Regions from separate parts of the Mus musculus genome. Here region 2 is linked to region 1. A link is a loop called in an ENCODE intact Hi-C map of the cell type or tissue named here. Cell type or tissue: heart. All regions are shown on one strand. Each heading gives the region's core, and the rest is flanking DNA. Links, peaks and the distances in the headings are about the cores only. Region 1 overlaps Prpf3 (pre-mRNA processing factor 3). Region 2 overlaps Gm40096 (a long non-coding RNA gene).

What was found. Hi-C counts contacts between places; a loop is a spot of excess contacts. Peaks named below come from ENCODE experiments on the same cell type or tissue, not always from the same donor. Only the 100,000 strongest peaks of a DNase experiment are listed, where the experiment ranks them.
Region 2: a loop joins it to region 1, with 2.4 times the contacts of the local background. A loop is called at or near these places in 5 of 42 quality-filtered maps.

The regions. Positions count from the first base shown.
Region 1 is chr3:95,838,684-95,849,202 of GRCm38, reverse strand. It overlaps Prpf3 (pre-mRNA processing factor 3), which reads left to right. Exons shown (of 16, transcript NM_001316751.2): 4 at 142-288; 5 at 1,355-1,438; 6 at 1,608-1,828; 7 at 3,972-4,278; 8 at 4,851-5,017; 9 at 8,454-8,533. Among named protein-coding and RNA genes, the nearest start is that of Prpf3, 12 kb to the left of the region's middle. In heart, for the core only: a CTCF peak has its summit at 6,482 (motif pointing right); no DNase peak of the experiment used is centred there.
Region 2 is chr3:95,512,836-95,523,354 of GRCm38, reverse strand. Gm40096 (a long non-coding RNA gene) reads left to right here. Exons shown (of 3, transcript XR_867467.1): 3 at 108-144. Among named protein-coding and RNA genes, the nearest start is that of Gm40096, 6.4 kb to the left of the region's middle. In heart, for the core only: a CTCF peak has its summit at 5,733 (motif pointing left); DNase peaks (open chromatin) are centred at 1,914 and 4,284; H3K27ac peaks cover 5,639 bases.

The DNA.
Region 1 (10,519 bases), core at 1,525-9,524:
TAGAGACCCTGCTTCTTGCAAGTAGTTATTTGAAAGGTTGTCATATCCCCTGGGAAACCACAGGATGCTGGTAGGGTTGGGATGGTTGTTCCTTTCCCCTAGGGAGGGGTGCAATTCTTCTTTCATCTTGGGTTCCTTTAGGAGGTGTTTGGTGATGACTCTGAGATCTCAAAGGAATCATCGGGGGTAAAGAAGCGGCGGATACCCCGTTTTGAGGAGGTAGAAGAGGAGCCAGAGGTGATCCCTGGACCTCCATCAGAAAGCCCTGGCATGCTAACAAAGCTCCAGGTTAGTTAAAAGAAGCAAAGGGATTTTGTGAGTTGTGGCACCAGGCTCACAGTGATCATGATTTGAGTTTGTGTTAACCATTTGAGGAAGTTTTACTTTTTCCTTTATATTTTAGCAGTCTTTGGTTTGATCAGAAGTAGCCCAGCTAAGGATTATTGACACTGTATTTATTGAGCACCTAGTGTGTTACTTCATCGTTTGCCCAGTTGTCTGCCTCATCAATGTTGGAAAATGAAATGAAATGATAGCACTTAGCTTGACTATATCTTTAGAGCTTCTTTCTGCTCTTCGTTAGAACATAACAAGCATCGAAAGAGGCCTTGCACCATTGCCCATGCATACCTACAGTAGGAATTCAGGGGCTGATAACATGATCATTAACATTTTTAAAGACAAAGTCTTGCTGTTACCCTAGCTGGCCTCAGACTCAGATCTGCCTGCTAGTGCTTCCCAAGTGCTGAGATTAAAGGTGTATGCTACCATGCCTGGCTGATAACCATGATTTTTAAACATAGTATGAATTTTTATGTGCATGCAGGAACCTGTGGGAGTTAGAAGTATCAGATACCCTAGAACTGGTTAGAGATGGTTGTGAGCCACCATATGGATGCTGGGACCTGAACTCAGGTCCTAAACAAGAGTGATTGGTGCTTTAGCTGTGAACCATCTCTACAGCCTCCCTGTCCACTTGAATGTAGGAATGAATGTTAGGAAGTGTGCATGTACTGCTTCCCCTCTTTTAGATTGATGAGAGGTTAAGGTATTAATGCCTTATCCAAAGAAATACAGGCAGAAAGTGTGGTACAGTTCTAACCTCATATTGTCTGAGTCTCAGTCACATATACTACCTAATATATCAATCCTAACATGGGGGGAAAAGATTGAAAAATTCTAGTGCTTAAGGGTATAGGCTTATCTTTAGCAAATTTTCTTGTCTATGGTATAGATAATATATTTATTGTGGAGACATTCACAATCTTTTAGGTCTCTAGAACTGAATGCTTTTTAATTTAGGAACATTTATGGGAGGAAATAATCTTTTCCACCTTTTCCCTCTGGAGAACAGATCAAACAGATGATGGAAGCAGCAACACGACAAATCGAGGAACGGAAAAAACAGCTGAGCTTCATCAGCCCCCCTGCACCTCAGGTATGGTGCCTGATTGCTCGGAAAAGAAGAGTTAGCACAAGGTTGTTGTCATTCATCCACATGAGAGGCCGGAAAGGGCTCCAGTTGTCCACCATAATCTGCCATGCTGTGTATGTATCTGTATGCCTATCACACACTCTCTGATTTCTTTTAATCTCTTGTCTTATAGCCAAAGACACCTTCTTCTTCCCAACCAGAGCGACTTCCCATCGGCAACACTATTCAGCCCTCCCAGGCCGCTACCTTTATGAACGATGCCATTGAGAAGGCGAGGAAAGCTGCCGAGCTGCAAGCCCGAATCCAGGCCCAGCTGGCGTTGAAGCCAGGGCTTATTGGCAATGCCAACATGGTGGGCCTAGCTAATCTCCATGCCATGGGCATAGCTCCACCGTGAGTATCTTTCACACAGTCCCATATCACTTCTAAAAGTTCTGGGGTAGTTATTTAAAGGTAATTTACTTGAATATTACTAACTTTTTTTTAAAAGACGTATTTATTTTATTTATTTTATGTACGAGTACACTGTCCTGTCTTCAGAAACACCAGAAGAGGGCAGTGGATCCCATTACAGATGGTTGTAAGCCACCATGTGGTTGCTGGGAATTGAACTCAGAACCTCTGGAAGAGCAGTCAGTGCTCTTAACTACTGAGCCATCTCTCTAGCCCGTTACTGACTTTTTTAAACTCAAAGAACATTAAATAATTTCTTAAAAGTTTCCCTTTCTTTTTTTGGTTTTTCGAGACAGGGTTTCTCTGTATAGTCTTGGCTGTCCTGGAACTCACTTTGTAGACCAGGCTGGCCTCGAACTCAGAAATCCACCTGTCTCTGCCTCCCAAGTGCTGGGATTAAAGGCGTGCGCCACCACCGCCTGGCAAGTTTCCTATTTTTAATAAATGATTTTAATTCAGTTACATTTTTTGGCTTTATTGTAGTTTGTTGTCTGCTTATAACTGATAGAACTAAAATAATACTTTTCACTTAATAATGGAGGTAAGAATAGAATCAGATTTCTTGGCTTATTACTTAAGAGCTTCAGCCATTAACCAGTATTGGTCGAGACCATATGTTAGATGGGTGGCACATGGTGGTACATGTCTGCAACTCTGTTACTCAGGAGGGAGAAGCAAGAGTAGTGAGGTAAATATGAATCTAGACTAGTCTACCTAACAAGTTCTTAGCAAGTCAGAACTACATAGCAAGACCCTGTCTCGTTTGTGATTGTTCTGGCATCCCAAGACTAATTCAAGAACTTAGGAACAGATGATAGAGTTGCTTCCCATGCATCCCAGTGGTAGAACATCTGCCTAGTATGCAGGAGGCCTTGGGCTCTCAGACTCTTGAACCACCACAAAAGGGGTGGGGGTGGAGGGAAATGACCTGGAAGATGGTTCAATGGTTAAACTACTGGCTGCTCTTCCAAAGGATTCAGGTTCAATTCCTAGTATCCACATGGTAGCTCACAATTGTTTGTAACTCCAGTTCTGCAGGATTCAACACACTTACATAGACATACATGTAGGCAAAACACCAGTGCACGTGAAATAACAACAAAAGAAGCAGGGGTGAGGGTAGGGGTGGAAAGGTGGCTAAGTAGTTAAGAACACTTGCTGCTATTCCAGAGGACCAAGGTTTGGTTCCCAGCACCCACAGGTTGGCTAACAGCCATCTGTAAGTCCGGTTCTAGAGGACTTGAAAATAAATTTTGAAAAAAAGAGAAGAATTTGGGAATAAAATAAGATTAGATAATGGCCAAGTGGTAGTGGTGGCACATATAATTTCAGTACTTATGAAGCAGAGGCAGAGGCAGGGAATCTCTGAGTTTGAGGCTGGTCTGCTTGGTCTACATAATCTGGTCTATATCCTGTAAGTTCCAGGATAGCCAGGAGGAAAAAAAAAGTATGATTTTAGAATTAATTTCGTTAGATTATGCCCTGTATCTAAGTACTTAATTTGATGTATTTTTTATGGTAACCCATGAACTTGAATATTCTGTACAAATGCTCTAATACTGAGTGAGTTATATCCTTAGCCAATACTGAGATATATCTTCAGCCTGGTTTGATGTTTTATATTAACTCTTAGCTAAAAAGCAGAACTAATTTACATTGGTTTTGGTTTTTGTTTTTTTTTTTTACTGTTTTGTTGTTGTTGTTTCAAGATTTATTTATTTTATGTGTATGAATATTTTCCTGCAGGTATATCTGTGTAGGTCATGGGTAAATAGTGTCATCAGAGGTCGGAAAGAGGCATAGGATTCCCTAGAACTCAAGTTACAGACAGCTGCAAGCCCCAAGTGGGAGCTGAAACTCAAACCCAGGTCCTCTGCTAGAGTATCCAGCACTCCTAACTGTCCCCTTACTCTGATTTTTTTTTTTAATGGAGATTTTATAAAGCACTGACAAGATTGCCTTCCCTAAGGTTAATTTACAGTTGTCTTTGATAATTTTGACTCCTTTTGTTTTCTGTTGGGTTTTCCTTGCTTCAAGGTTCTATGTAGGATTTATTTCTCTGAGGGATGTTTTGTTTTTTCAGGAAAGTAGAGTTAAAAGACCAAACTAAGCCTACCCCATTGATCCTGGACGAGCAAGGCCGCACTGTGGATGCGACAGGCAAGGAGGTGGAGCTCACACATCGCATGCCCACCCTGAAGGCAAACATTCGGGCTGTGAAGAGGGAACAGTTCAAGCAGCAGCTAAAAGAAAAGCCATCAGAAGACATGGAGTCTAATACCTTTTTTGACCCCCGAGTCTCAATTGCCCCTTCCCAGCGCCAAAGACGCACTTTTAAATTCCATGACAAGGGCAAATTTGAGAAAATTGCTCAACGATTACGGACAAAGGTAATTTAGAAGCTCAGAAGCTGACACAAAGACACTTTTAGGTCCATATTTTTGGGAAATAGAAACATAATTTAAAACAGTGTAATTGGTTTAAGTGCTATATTCTTAGACTATTTATTGTTTACTCGGTTTCTCTTCCTGACTGCTTTCTGCTTGTATAGAGCACTCCCCATTGACCAACAGTTGAGGAAAACAGTTCAAAGCCAGTTTCCTGACTTCTTTTGATGAATGATAACCTGATGTTAGAATTTACTACAGAAAATCTACGTGCTTGGGAGAGTTGGATTGAATGTAGTTAATTAAATAGTCCCTTTTGTCTTCTCAGAATGAGGTTTTCGTAGAATCCCACTAATGTATATCTACAGTATGAGTGAAAGGAGAGACAAGAGTCAGAGGACTAAGTAAACTGCGTAAAAAATAAGGCAGTTTATCTTTCAAATCCTTTAGAAGTTGTGAATTCATTACATTAGGTATTAGAATTTAATAAGGGTTAAATTTGTTATTAAATTTGTAACTCGACAACTTTCCTTTGCTCCAACTTACCTTCCTATCTTGTTTGATCTTGCTCTTAGGCTCAATTGGAGAAGCTGCAAGCAGAGATTTCACAAGCTGCTAGAAAAACAGGCATTCATACTTCGACTAGACTTGCCCTCATTGCTCCCAAAAAGGAGCTAAAGGAAGGCGATATCCCTGAGATTGAGTGGTGGGACTCGTACATCATACCCAACGGCTTTGACCTGTGAGTGTTAAATGCCAAGAGAAAGGTGCTACAGACACCTCAAATACCACTTTAAATGCAAAGGGAATAGATAACTACACAACAGATTTTCAAGCTGTCTTGAGTTATATTTAGCTTTTGGGGTTAGTTTACCAAAATCAGAGACAAATAATGCAAAGTGAGTCTGAAAAACATATTTACTTCTTTATTTTTGCAGTGCTGGCAATGAACCCAGGGCTTATTTTATCTTGCCATATTTTCAAGTTTTATATTTTTTCTTACTATGTATTCTATATATTTTACATGTTTATAATGATCCATTTATAGGTCTAGGGACCTAGTTCAGTGGTTGAACATGTGCCTAGTATATGGAAGGCACTTAGGTCTGATCTCCAGAACTGCAAAAAAAAGAAAAGAAAAATGTTTATTGTTGTTTTTTTTCCCCCTTTAAATTTGTTTAGTTGTGTGTGTCTGTCTGTGTGCTCATACACATGCAGGTGTACATGCCCGTGTATAGAGCTCAGTGGACAGTTTTGTCAGTCTTTCCTTCTGCATTATTGAGATGGGTGTGTGGGGATGGGGGTGGGGGGTCACTCTTGTTGGCTCCAGTGTGTTACACATAGGATTTGGCCAGCCCATTCACTTTTTCCAGTTCCCATTTAGTTGTAAGAATACTGGAATTTCAGATGTGTGCCATTACAGCCAGCTTTTTTTTTCCTATTGTATGTGTGTGAATGGGTTTTTTGTTTGTTTTGTTTTTTTAAGATTTATTTATTTTATGTATGTGAGTACACTGTAGCTGTCTTCAGACACACCACAAGAGGGCATTGAGTCCCATTACAGATGGTTGTGAGCCACCATGTGGTTGCTGGGACTTGAACTCAGGACCTCTGGAAGAGTAGTCAGTGCTCTTAACCACTGAGCCGTCTCTCCAGCCCATGTGTGAATGTTTTGCCTGAATAGCCTGCATGTGTATGTATGTGCACCACATGTTTCCTTAGTGCTTGAGGAGGTCAGAAAAGAGGGTCAGATCCCCTGGACCTGGAGTTAGACCTTTTGACAAGTCATTGTGTGAGTGCTAGGAACTGAACCCAGGGCCTCTGGAAAAGCAGAAGTGGGTTATTTTGGTCGGTTGGTTAGTTAATTGGTTTTGCTTTTTTGTTGTTGTTGTTTTTTTTATTTTTTGATGGCTTTATTGTTGTTGGGTGTTTTGGGTTTTTTTTTTTTGACATGTTTTTTCTAGATATCCCTGAAAACTTTGTAGTGGTGTTCAACACCACCTCCCAGCCTAGTAGAATAGAAGTGTTTTTAGCCATTGAGCTATCTCTCTGGTCCTCTTGCTTTATTTAGTAATTGATTACTTTTCATTCTTTTTTTTTTTTTTTTTAGGTTTGTAGTGGGATTCTCTGTTTTTGTTTTTGTTTTTTTATAAGATTTATTTATTTTATATATAAGTACACTGTAGCTGTCTTCAGACGCACCAGAAGAGGGCACCACTGGATCCTATTACAGATGGTTGTGAGCCACCATGTGGTTGCTGGGAATTGAACTCAGGACCTCTGCAAGAGCAGTCAGTGCTCTTAACCACTGAGCCATCTTTCAGCTCTCATTCTTTTTCTTTTCGTAGGTTTGTTTTTTGTTTTGCAGGGAGAGATTTTGATATAGAGTCTCACTATGTAGCCATGGCTGACTTGAAACTTACTATGTAGAGTGTCCTTAAACTCAAAGACATCCACCTGTCTCTGTCTCTGTCTCCTGGGTACTAAGATTAAAGGTGTGTACTGTCACTCCTGGCATTTTTTTGAAGTATCAGTAATACACTATAGTAGCACTCAGAACCTCATGCAATTTAAGTAAGTGCTTTACTACAGAATTATATCCCTACCTATTGGACAAAGGTTCGAAATTTATTGGTCCAATAATAATAATAATAAACTTTTATTAGCTTAGTGTAACTAAGTTTGCTCAGTTGGTAAACTATTACTTTCTGTTTAGTCTAGGATATGATTTCACTAGTTAAAAAGCCTGGTATGGGAACTCAGAAATTAAGAGCATTTAATTAGGGGCTGGTGAGATGGCTCAGTGGGTAAGAGCACCCAACTGCTCTTCCGAAGGTCCGGAGTTCAAATCCCAGCAACCACATGGTGGCTTACAACCATCTGTAACAAGATCTGACCCCCTCTTCTGGAGTGTCTGAAGACAGCTACAGTGTACTTACATATAATAAATAAATAAATCTTAAAAAAAAAAAAAGAGCATTTAATTAAATTAACTCAGCATCCAAATGATGGCTTACAACCAACCACCTGTAACTCCAGTTCCAGGGGAATCCAACTCCCTCCTCTGATCTTTGCAAGTACCGGGCACATATATAGTACACATACATAATTGCATGCAGAACACAAAATAACCTGTGTGTGTGTGTGTGTGTGTGTGTGTGGAGGAGGTGGGGAGAGGGAAAGGGAACAGGTGTGAGCATACCAGGAATTATATAATGGTTTGGACCTGTAATCCCAGTACTAGGGAGGACAGGGATAGGAGGATCCCTCCAGTTTACTGGCAAGCCAGTCTATAAGGTGGAGAACGATTGAGCAAGTCACTCAGTGTCAGCTCTTTTGGCCTCCATTCAAATGTGCACACACATGCGCAATATACACATGACAAAAGCTTTATTGGAGAACTATGCATCTGTTTCTTTATTCTGATAATGGCTTTAGCAGCCTGTGTCATAACCTTTTTTACTTTTCAAACCATTTATTTGTCAGCTTGTTTCTTGGTGACTCATTGTTGCTAATCAGAAAATATATTTGGAGCTGGAGAGATGGCTCAGTGGTTAAGAGCACTGACTGCTCTTCCAGAGGACCTAAATTCAATTCCCAGCACACACATGGCAGCTATCAATTGTTTTTAACTCCAGTTCTGGGGATCTGTGTGAGGCGGGATCTGGCGCCTGTACACAGACATACATGCAGGCAAAGCACCAGTGCACATAAAATGAAAATTTATCAAAAAAAGAAAATAGGCTGCCTGTCAGGGATATCGAAGCTGAGATTAAGATTGAGAATGACTGGTATAAAGATGTGCAACATTGGTGGTTTGTATGTATGTCTGAATGAGGATGGTGGGTCTCCTAGAACTGGAGTTAGAGACAGCTGTGAGCTGCCATGTGATTGCTGGAAATTGAACCTGAATCCTCTGGAAGAACAGCCAGTGCTCTTAACTACCATGTCATCTCACCAGCCCCAACATGTGCAAGTTTCATGAGACTTCTTGTTTGGAAAGTTATGTGTAACCTAAGTAAATGATATAGGTAGTACATAATATAGTAGAACAGATAGAAAATGGATATTTTTTCATTATGTTTCTAAACTATTCTGTTTGGTTGTTTGTTGTCTAGGCTATTTTTTATATCATCTCTACCCACATATCTTGTTTTCTCTTCTTCCTCCAATTTTAGTACAGAGGAAAATCCCAAGAGAGAAGATTATTTTGGAATCACAAATCTTGTTGAACATCCAGCCCAGCTTAATCCTCCAGGTAATGTACAGATTATCCAACTAAGGTTCTAGATCACGCAGCATTAGCCACAGAATGCATGAGCTTTCTGTCTGTGCTTTCCAACCTATAGCCACAGGTGATTTTTTTGTTTGTTTGTTTTTGTTTTTTTGTTTTTTCGAGACAGGGTTTCTCTGTGTAGCCCTGGCTGTCCTGGAACTCACTTTGTAGACCAGGCTGGCCTCGAACTCAGAAATCCGCCTGCCTCTGCCTCCCGAGTGCTGGGACTAAAGGCGTGCGCCACCACACCCGGCGTGATTTTTTTTAAATGATTTATTTTTTATTTGCATTGGTGTTTTGCCTGCATGTATTATCTATGTGTTGGATTCCCTAGAACTGCAGTTGTAAACAGTTATGAGCTGCCATATGGGTGCTGGGAATTGAACCTTGGTCCTCTGGAAGAGCAGCCAATGTTCTCTGGCCACCTTTGCAGTCCCCTTGTATTTTAAATTTTAGTTAAGTAAAATGGCAGAGCTGGCTAGTGGCTACTGAGAGACATTGATATTAATTTGTGGGTATTACAAGCTGAACTTTTTATTTATTTTGGTATATTATTTGTTTATTTTGAGAATGGGTCTCACTATGTAGACCATGATTGTCAGGAATTTTTAGAGATCCTCCTGCCTCTGCCTCCTGAGTACTGGGATTAGAGATGTGCCCACCTTGTCCCCCTCCTCCCATCTGTTTTGGTTGTTTTCATGTCCTGGCTTCCTTTAGCATTCTTAGCATTAAAGCAACAAAATCTAGCTAACTCTTTGGGTGCCCAACATAGGCACTACTATATTATTTAGGTTACTTGTTATGGAATATAAGCCTATTTGTTCCTGTGTCTGGGTAGGGTAAGGGTTGTGGAGTGAGGAGTCTGTTAGAAATGCAAAGGTCTCTAGCCTGAGACACTGATAAATGGGAGATGTGCGCATTCTTTCACTTCCCCAAATCACTTGGGATTTCTTAGTAAAATTCTAGCAATGGTCACCCCATGTGTATGTATGTGAGTCACATGTTGCTGGCCCCATTTGTGATCTTTGACTTTATTCAGTCTTCTTTCCCCCTTTTTTATTTTATTGATTTTTTTTTTATAGTTAAGTCTGTTAGTTTGGTTAAAAGAGATAGGTGGTTTAGCTGATTGGGTCTGTGACCCCAGCATTGTGGGGAATTGTGATTCGATGTAAGCATGGGATACAAATGAAGACTCTTATCTATCTCAAAAGGAGAACATTTTTGCTTACTTGATTACCATATGTACTTTAAGATAAAGACAGCAAAGGTTGTAGTTGTGGGTCTGGTTTCCGTAGGTGAGTGCCTTCAGTTAGTCACTTAGAACTTGAAGAATTTTTCCATAGAACAGCTGAATGCCTTCTTTACAGGGTACATGCTTACTGGCAGGGCATAATGATGATGCTCTTATAATCCTAGTATCAGGAAGTTGATGTAGATAAATCACTTCTAAGTTTGAAGCCAACTTGGGGTGCATAAAACCTGTTTTAAACAAACAAACAGAAGAGAGATAAATAGATCTTAAAGGATTTTAATACTTTCCCTCAGGATGAACTGAGATAGTACCATAGTGACATTCACTTGGCCATAGTTCCAGTAAGTACAGAAGAATATATCGAGACCTTGAAATAACGGTCGGACATCCTTTGTCTTAAATGCTTGGGACAAAAGTTTTTCAGATGCTGCTTTTTCAGTCTTTTAGACATTTTCATAGCATTTGAGCATTTCTCATGTGGGAATTTGAAAATGTAATCATCAAAAAGTTTTAATTTCAAGAGATAGGGGTGGCTCATTGGGTAAAGCACTTGCTACACAGATGTGAGAGACAGACAATCCCTAGAACAAGCATCCTGCCTCAGTGTACAAAGTGGACAACAGTCAAGGAAGACTCCAATTAGCCTCTGGTCTACATACACACAGGTACATACATGTGGATATGCATGCGTGTCTGCACACCACACATACAAAACA
Region 2 (10,519 bases), core at 999-8,998, 330 kb after region 1:
TCCTGGGATAAAACACTATACTATGGCCAAAAGCAACTTGGGAGGGGAGGGTGTATTTCAGCTTATGGTTCCACAGCACAGTCCATGACTGAGGGATGCCTTGGCAGGAACCTGGAAGCAGGAGCTGATCGAGGCCATTGAGGAACACTGCTTACTGGCTTGCTCAGCTTGCCTTCTTATCGTACCCAGGACCACCAGCCCAGGGGGGCCCTGCCCACCGTGGGCTGAGTCCTCCCAATCCATCATCCATGAAGATGCAGACCTAGGCGTCAGGCTGCGGCAGGCATCATCTCAGTTGAGGTCTCCTCTTCCAAAATGACTCTAGCCTGTGTCAAGTTAACAAAAACGCAAAAAAGATGATGTCTACCGAGATTTAAAAAATGTAAAATAGGGTCTAGTGACACGTGTCTATAATTTTACTCTTTGGGAGGTAGAGGCAGGAGGATCAGGGATTCAAGATCATACTTGGCTACACGATGAGTTGAGGACCAGCTTGGGCACATGAGACCCGGCTGATGAAGGAAGAGGGAAAAAAATTGGGAAAAAAATTTTCATACATTTTGATCATGTTTTTCCTCATGATCAAAATTATTTTATTTATTTGTGTGTGGTTTAAATAGATACACAGTGCTCCTGTGCCTATGTTGGGGCCAGGAGAGGACACTGAGTCCCTTAGAGCGGCCCAGGGGGAGTGTCAAATGACCCTTTCACAGGGGTCACATAAGACCGTTGGAAAACACAGATATTTACATTATGATTTATAACAATAGCAAACTTACAGTTAGGAAGTAGCAACAAAAATAATTTGATGGTGGGGGGAGGGGTCACCGCAACATGAAGAACTGTATTAAAGGATCATGACATTAGGAAGGTTGAGAACTGATGCCTTAGAACTAAAGGTACAGGCTTCTACACCCAGTGTGTTACATGGGTGTCACAGGACCAAGGGCCTCTCCTGCCACTGAAGCCAGATAAATCCCCTCAGCTCCTCCATTGGGGTCCCTGTGCTCAGTCCAATGGTTGGCTGTGAGCATCTGCATCTGTATTGGTCAGGGTGTGGCAGAGCCTCTCAGGAACAGTTGTATCAGGCTCCTGTCTGCAAGTGCTTCTTTGTGTAGCAGGCATCCTTCCTGGTTTAAGGCTCGTTCCCCACACCCAGGGTCATTCCCCACAGCCCGACTCATTCTTGAGCACTTTCCTCAATGCAGAACAGACTTCCCTGTAAATCCCATCTTTGTTGTAGTCGTGTTGTTTGGGGGCCTTGCACCTTGCTGTCATTCTTTTTCTGTTTTGTTTTGTTTTTGTTTTTTTGTTTTTCAAGACAGGGTTTCTCTGTGCAGTCCTGGCTGTCCTGGAACTCACTCTGTAGACCAGGTTGGCCTCGAACTCAGAAATCCGCCTGCCTCTGCCTCCTAAGTGCTGGGATTACAGGTATGCGCCACCACGGCCCGGCTTCCTTGCTGTCATTCTTGTCTCTTCCTGTCAAGACTGGCTTTCTCCATTCCTTAATGTCTCTCCAGAAGATCCACGTGTAGAACTCGCAGGAAGCCCCTTCCTTGACGACCTCTCTCCCCTTTCCCCATCAGTGATGTTGTGAACCCGACAGACGGTAGCACAAGGTTAGGACTTTATTCCACACTGTGCCATGTACGGTCCTTTAATTCTCCCAACCAACTTTAAAAAAACACATACAAGATCTGAAGTGGCTCTGGCCGTACAAAGCTCCCAGTACGTAGTAATTGGAGGCAAGAGGGTGGGGAGGAAGTTGGGCAGAGAAGAAAGGAAAAGGATCCTTCCGGAACATTCCACACCACAAACTGGATTTTGTACAGTAGCTTCCCTGGAAATGGCGCGCACTGGCTTGCTCCATGTTGCTTTAACTAAAGTGATCTAGAAGCATTGCAAGGCAGGACACTAGAACGCAGTGCCTTGATGATGATGATGAGAAGTTCCCAGAACCCCTCGGAGGGAAATGAAAGCAGAAAGAGGAAGCCTCGCTGCAGGGCCACCGCTCAGTCCTCGCTAACTTCTGAAATCATCACCTCTCTGCTTCGTGGCCTAGAAACAGTTGCTTCAAGTTTTTCCTGAGAAACTTTACTTAATTTTAGACGACTCTCATTTTCTTTCTTTCCCTTGGTGGGAAAACAGCTTTTTTTTCCACTGGTGCATTTAAAGTTCCCCAGCTATGGAGTGGGACCAGTTCTGGGTGAGAGCCACACTGCATTACACAAAGCTCAGAGGATCTGAACTTCAACTTCCTCCTCCTCCTCTTCCTCCTCCTCCTTATTGGATATTTTATTTATTTACATTTCAAATGTTATCCCCTTTCTTGGTTTCCCCTCTGCAAACCCCCTATCCCAATCCCCCCCCCCTTACCTTGCTTCTATGAGGGTTCTCCCCCACCCACCGACCCACCCACTCCTGCCTCACTGCCCTAGCATTCTTCTACACTGGGGCATCAAGCCTTCACAGGACCAAGGGCCTCCCCTCCCACTGAAGCCAGATAAATCCCCTCAGCTCCTTCAGTTCTTCCCCTAACTCCTCCATTGGGGTCCCTGTGCTCAGTCCAATGGTTGGCTGTGAGCATCTGCATCTGTATTGGTCAGGGTGTGGCAGAGCCTCTCAGGACACAGTTGTATCAGGTTCCTGTCTGCAAGTGCTTCTTGACAGCAGCAATAGTGTCTGGGTTTGGTGTCTGCATTTGGGATGGATCCCTAGGTCGAGCAATCTCTGGATGGCCTTTCCTTCAGTCTCTGCTCCACTCTTTGTCCCTGTATTTCCTTTAAAGAGGAACATTTCTGGGTTAAAACTTTGGACATGGGTGGGTGGCCCCATCCATCAACCGGGGGCCTTGCCTAACCTCTGGATATGGTCTCAACAGGTTCTCCCTCCCCTTTGTGGGGTATTTCAGCTAATGTCATCCCTGCGGGGTCCTGGGAGGCTCTTGCTTTCCTGACATCTGGAACTTTCTGGTTGCTACCCCCAGCTCCCCCTCCCCCATTGCTACACAGCTCTGTTCAATATCATGACCCTCTGGTTCTTAGCCCTGAAGTTGAAATGTGTGCCGGCCACTGCCAGGTCCACTGGTGTTTTAAGGAATACTGGGAGTGCCATATAGGAACGGAAGGGGTGAACTTGTTAAGCTATTCAACCTGTGATTGGTGCTGTTTTCCTGTCATTTTAAGGGTCTACCTATTGGGTGGGAGGGAAGATGTCAAATAAATAAATAAATAAATAAATAAGTAAATAAATAAATAAATAAATAAATAAATAAATAAATGTACAATTTAAAAATATTACGATTAAACATAAGCTGGTTTCTCATAAAAGAAATTTAAAAGAGTCTGAATTTTAAGACAGTACAATGGCTGCTTTTTGTTGTTTTCTTTGTTTGTTTGTTTGTTTTCGAGACAGGGTTTCTCTGTATAGCTCTGGCTGTCCTGGAACTCACTTTGTAGACCAGGCTGGCCTCGAACTCAGAAAAGATCCTACCTCTGCCTCCCAAGGCATGCGCCACCACGCCCAGCTCAATGGCTGCTTTTTGTCTCTGTTAATTTACACAATTGTACTGGGAATTTAATAACAGGCATTATTTTCACAATAAAATTGCTACTCCCTACCCTTCCTCCAAGAAACACAGGGAAGAGAGGTAGACATGCTTAGCACAGAGGGTTTAGGAAGGATAACTGGGGGACTGGGGAGACACACAGTGGGCTAAGAATGTTTGTTCTGTGACTACGAAACCCTGAGTCTGAATTCCAGCCCCCAGCTAACAAGCCAGGTGTGGCCCCATGTCCTTGTAACCCTAGCATTTCAGGGTGGGGACAGGTGGATCCTCAGATCTTGCTGGCCAGCTGACCTAGCAGAAATGGCACACGTCTGGTTCAGTGAGATAAACTGTGTTAAAAGAATATGGTGGATAAAGATAGAGGAAAGCACTTGGTGCCTCTCTGGCCTCTGCTTGTGCATGCAGGCATGCACCTACATATTACAGCCACATGCAAAGGACATACACAAGCACCTACATATTACAGTCACATGCAAAGGACACACACACGCACCTACATATTACAGTCACACATATATCAAAGATCCTGTCTCAAAAAACTAAATAGCCACCATTTCTAGACCATTTATAAAGTAGATAATTTTTAGGGTAGTTTTGGGTTAAAAAAAAAAAAGAATCGAAAGTAGAGTTACAATAAGCTTCCTGCCCCCACACAGCCAGACTCTGCAATTTCCCCATTTCCCTCCATTCCTGTTAAACAGCAGCGTCATCTCCCTGTCTCCCCACGCCTAGAGCGCTCAGTTGGTTCTGCTCCTGGTTGACTTCGCTGTGTTAAATACCCCCTGTGTGCGGGAGCACAGTATGTGTTTGCTTGGCTTGCTTCACTAGAATTTTTTCAAAGTTCATACACGTAATAGAATAGAGCAGAATTTCTGACTGTTTTGAGATAGGATCTTGCTACATAGCTCAGGTTAGTCTGGAGCTCACTATTTAGTCTAAGCTAGCCTTGAACTTGCAGCAATCCCCCTGCTTCAACCTCCCAAGTGCTGGGACTACACACATGAACCACACCTAGCTTTTACTTAAGTTTTCTTTGCTGTCTGTATTTATTTTTAATTTTACGTGTATAGACAGTTTTGCTGTGAGCCCTGGCTATCCCAGATCTCCATCTATTATAGTCCAGGCCTCTGTCTTACACTGATCCCCCTGCCTCTGCCTCCTGTGTGCTGGCATTGCAAGTGTGATCTACCCCACCCAGCCTTTCTGAGCCTTGCAAAACAGAATTTGTAGTTTGGAGAATGTAACTTTTGTGTTCTTTTTGCTTTTTCTTTATTATTTTGGATGTTACTTTAAATACAGTTGTTTTCTTAATTTCATTTTCAGTTGGTTAATTAAAAAAGAAATACCCTGACTTTTGTATCTTTATTTGTGTCCTGTAGCTATGTCAAGCGCATTACATTAGTTCTGATTGTTTTTCAATGCACTTCCTGGAATTTTCTATACATAAGACCTTTTATCCACAAAGAAAACAAAACACAAAACCAAGTACCTTTATTCTCTACATCCATAGGCCAGACATTGTGGTGCATGCCAACCCTGGGGAGGCTGAGACACAAATTACATGCTGGCCTGGGTTATACAGTGAGTTCTAGGTTAGTCTGAGTTAGAGCTAAAACCTATACAAAATTCAAACAAACAAACAAACAAAATCAGACTGGGCATGTGTGGTACATTCCTTTAGTCCCGGCACTCAGGAGGCAGAGGCGGCAGATCTCTTGAGTTCAAGGCCAGATTGGACTACCGAGTGAGTTCCAGCATGGCCAGGGAGATACAGAGAAACATTTCTTTAAAAAACAGTGTGTGTGTGTGTGTGTGTGTGTGTGCGCGCCCGTGTGTGTCTGTGTGTATGGGTGTGTGTGTGTGTGTGTGTGTGCGTGTGTGTATGTGTCTGTGTGTCTGTGTGTATGGGTGTGTGAGTGTGTGTGTATGTGTGTGTGTGTGTGTGTTTCCGTGTGTGTCTGTGTGTATGGGTGTGTGAGTGTGTGTGTGTTTGTACGCGCGCGCATGCGTGTGTGTGTGCATGTAAATTGCTTCAGGAAGCTGGAGAGATGGCTTAGCAGAATGAGCTTATCCAAGTTATCAGAGTTTGGATGCCAGCTCAGGAATGCCCGCAATTTGAGCGCCAGGAGATCTGGTGCCATCTTCTGGCTTCTGAGGGCACTGCACCTCCCCCACTATAATAAAACCCAAACAAATCATTTAAAAGCCTCAGGAAAGAAAGCCGTTATGACTGTAAGTACCAAAGTGACAGACTGGATTACCGCAGTCCTGACAAGCACAGTGTAAGTAGAAAGCCGCTTAATGATTCAGAAAAGCTTTCCAGTGGCAGAGGAGTTGGAAACTACAGGCAAAAAATAAACAATACTGAAGTCTCACAGATCTTCTGGTTTCAACAAAGCCTGTGTAATTAAATGTAGAGCATGCTATTATCATTCGTATGCCTTCATTTCTCTCTCATTGTGTCTGTGAAGATCATGAGAACCAGTTCAGATTACAGTAATAAGCACTGGGACCCTGGACACAAAGATGAAGCAATTAATCAAATCATCAAGCCATTAAATCAATGAATGTGGAGGTGACTGCAGAAGCCAGGGCCTGCAAAGTAACAACCCACAGGAGGCAAGAAGAAAATCTGTCTCAACCTCACTTAGTCAGCCAATGTTGGTTCAGACTTCTAGAGTCAGACCCAGAGGGTTTATAGCAAGTATACAGTACAATTTAGAAAAAAGCTTTATGAAGATGGGTTCTAGAGAGAGGCCACATGTGTTATCTTACGGGACTAGGGGAGGATCCCACCTCTGGGCCTGGCTGTGGGGATCTGGCCATACAGATAACACAAAGGTCACCTGGACTACTAAGTATCTCAGGTCCTGGCTGTGGTAGCTTGGTGTGGCCTGGCTCTTCAGAACACACAAATCACCAGGTTGTTGACCACCACCACTCCAGCCTTCTGGGTAGAAAGACAGGTTACACATGTCTCCTGTTGGAGAGAGACAAACCTGCTTAACACTCCTGGTTTCCCCAGGGCTTATCTGTGAGCACAAGGTCCTTTGTGCTCCCGCCACAGCGAGAGGGGAAAGTGTGTGTATAGGGAGGGTGGGAGTAGGTGACTGTTAAAGAACAGAGCAGACTCTTCAGAAATTACATTTGTTCATTGAGTGTATGTGTAAAGTGTGCACATACCACTGTGTGTGTGTGGAGGTCAGAGGGCAACTTGGAGGGATGGCTGCATTACTTCTCCCGTGTAGGTCCTGGGACGGCTTGACAGCAAGTGCGTTCATTGCTGAGCCATCTTGCCAACCCTACAATCAACTTAATATTTAAAGTTGAACTGCAGCTTGGATACTGACTTGAAGTAACCAACAGTGAAAAGGTGCTTTAAGCAACTGGAGAAAAATTCAGAAAGGGACTATGTAATAAACGAGACCAACAAGCAGTTGGAGGGCCTAGAGAGACAGCTCAGTGGTTGAGACACTTGCTGTTTGCAGGGGACCCTAAGTTTAGTCCCCAACCCCCATATCAGGAAGCTCCCAGCTGCCTGCAGCCCCAGCTCTGGGAATCCAGCATCTTCTGAACTCTGCAAACGTGCACTCACACAAATACACATAATCACAAAAACACAAAACTTTTAAGCCAGGAGCAAGGCTGGAGAGATGGCTCAGTGGCTGCTCTTGCAAAGAACATGGGTTCAGGTCCCAGCACCCATGTGACAGCGCACAACTGTCTGCAACTCCAGTTCCAGAGGATCCAATGCCTTCTTCTCACCTCCCTGTGTACCATGCATGCAGGTAGAACACACATATACATGCATAAAAAAACTTAACAGGTTGTTTGTTTGTTTGTTTTATAAAGATTTATTTATTTATTATATATAAGTACATTGTAGCTGTCTTCAGACACACCAGAAGAGGGCATCAGATCCCATTACAGATGGCTGTGAGCCACCACGTGGTTGCTGGGATTCGAACTCAGGACCTTTGGAAGAGCAGTCAGTGCTCTTAACCACTGAGCCTCTCTCCACTCCTTGTTTGTTTTTTAAAGGTAGGGCCTTGGATGGTGACTGTTATCCCACTGCTAAGGAAGCAGAATGGGAAATTCCCTAGTGCCCTCTGGCCGGCCAGCCTAGCCTACGCGGAGAGTCCCTGGCCAGTGAGTGACCTTGTGAAAAGATGGGCAGCATCTGAAGAACAAGGCCCAAGGTTGACCTTTGACCTCCCACATACACAATGACTGGACATCCCAACGTGTGCAGTCCCAACCCCACAAACCACTGAAAAGACTGACAAACTATTTTAAACTTTGTGTCAGAATATCAACTAGGAATTGGAACATTATTTATAACCTAGAATATGGAAAGTAAACATTTGTTTAATGGGAGCTAAATAAATATGTACTTCTAATTTTTTTTTTTAGTTACTTATTCATCGTGTCTGTTTGTGGATCAGACACCTTGCAGGAATCAGTTCTCCTATCTGTCACAAGGGTCTGGAGGACGGAGTTAGAGTCATCCCGCACGGTGGCAACAGTGTTTACCCCGAGCCACCTCACCAGCTCCTGAGCAGCTTCTCAGTACAACTCACTGCTCCTACAAATATAGTTGTTTCTGGGTCAAACTTTATTACCCCCATTACTTACCATCATTTTGGAGGAATGCAAATACACAAGAGAGAAACTAAAGGCAAATTAGAAAAATAAGAAAGATGAGATTTACCTCTGGGTAAATACATTTGCATACTAAAAAAATTAAAGAGAATCTGTAAAAGTGTCTTTTCTTTGCTAGATATTAATTGTGGTCTCAGGCTTACCGCCTCTGTCGGCTAACCTAGGCCTAGTCCCAGAAGTGTTTAGCCTCCGTACACTCTAACCTAGGCCCAGAATGTTTTAGCCTCGGCGACTTACTGCTGAGCCAGCTCACCCCTTCCTAGTTCTTTCTGAGCTCTGGCTGGCTGACTCAACTCTGCTGTTCTGGATCAAACTCCTTTTCAAGCTGACTTGATTCAAGTCGGATTTTCTTTTAGCCTCTGAATTGCTCCGCTTGGCTTCTAACTAACTCCAGCAATCTTTTCTAGTCTTCTGGCTCCTTCTCATTCTCTGGCTCATTCTGTCTTCACCTGTGTCCAGCTTGTTCTCTCTTCAATCTGTCTCTGTAAAGCTCTCCTGGTAACACCTCCTCCTCCTCCCTCTCTGCTGCTCCACTCTCCCTCTCAACTCCACTGCACTGCTCTCCCCGGACTCTGCTGTATCCCTGCGCTGCACTCTCCTCTTCCTCCTGCGCTGTCCCTTTCCTCTCTCTTCTCCTGAGAGTTGGGCATATCCTATTCTGTCACGTTTTCTGCCACTCAGTTAGACATCACTTTCAAAGATGGGTGTTTCCTTTTACAAACTAACGTTACTTGTTTGGGATTAAAGGTGAGTACTAACAGCATGCCTGTATTGTAGCCAGAGGGATTAAAGGTGTGTGCTAAGTACTAGGTCACACCCTAACTAGGAACAGGTTCCAATATCCTGTAACAAGAATCAATTGAAAAATTCATAAAGAAATAAAAACAAGGTAGCTTACTATGAGACAGAAATCAGTATTTTTCAAATATGTAAATACACCCATTTCAAATATACATATATGAGAAAATTATAAGACATGTTAGAAATAACCACATTTTAATATGCAAAATGTAATAAAAGGCAAACTTCCCATAAAAACACTTATCAAGAAACTAGCAAAAAGCCTGCAAGACACCTTAGCATAACCTGTTACCAAGACAAAAGACCTGAGTTTGATATCTGAGACATTCATATACAATTTTAAATTTAAAATTTAAAAACAGAAAATCTAAAGGATATTCTTTAGGCAGAAGTAGATTCTAGAACAAGGTAAAATAATTCTGTAATTTTGTCCAATAGGGAATCAGCTTGTCTTTAACAGTCAATAAGCACATTCAGGTTAAAAAAAAAAATGTCTCTTGTGGATACAACTCAGCAGCAGAATACACTCCGGGGACACTAATTGCTTCAACTGGGATGCAATTTTGTATCTTTTCTGTCTGCTAAACCTAAACCTAAACCTAGGGAAGATTTTGGAGCTGTCCTTCTATGAAGGACCCTCCCCCTCTTTAAGGAACAGCAGAGCAAATGTAGAGACCAATGAAATGTTGGCTTATGTAGCAGTTTTCTCCGAGATTAAAACCTTCCACTTTTGGAGGGGAGCTCATTTAAAAGACTCAGGATGTTCTTAGGGAAATAAAAAATTCCATCCTGCTGGATCAGAAAGTGAACAAGTTAACAGTTTCAGGAAGTTCCTGAAGCTGACCAGATTTACTAGGTCTCTTACTCTTTTTTTTTTTTTAATTAGATATCTTCTTTATTTACATTTCAAATGCTATCCCCTTTCCTACTTTCCTCTCTGAAAATCCCCTATCCCCTTTGCCCCTCCCCCTACTCCCCAACCCACCTACTCCCAATCCTGGCCCTGGCATTCCCTTATACTGGGGCATAGAACCTTCACAAGACCAAGGGCCTCTCCTCCCATTGATAGCCGACTAGGCCATGCTCTGCTAAATATGCAGCTAGAGACATGAGTACCACCATATATTTTCTTTGATTGGTGGTTTAGTCCCAGGGAGCTCTGGGGTACTGGTTAGTTCATATTGATGTTCCTCCTGTGGGGCTGCAAACCCCTTCAGCTCCTTGAGTACTCTCTCTATCTAGGTCCTTCATTGAGGACCCTGTGCTCAGCCCAATGGATGGCTGTGAGCATCCGCTTTTGTATTTGCCAGGCACTGGCAGAGCCTCACAGGTGGCATCTATATCAGGGTCCTGTCAGCAAAATCTTGTTGGCATCTGCAATAGTGTCTGGGTTTGGTGGTTGTTTATGGGATGGATCCCCAGGTTAGGCAGTCTGTAAATGGTCATTCCTTCAGTTTCTGCTCTGAACTTTGTCTCTGTAACTCCTTC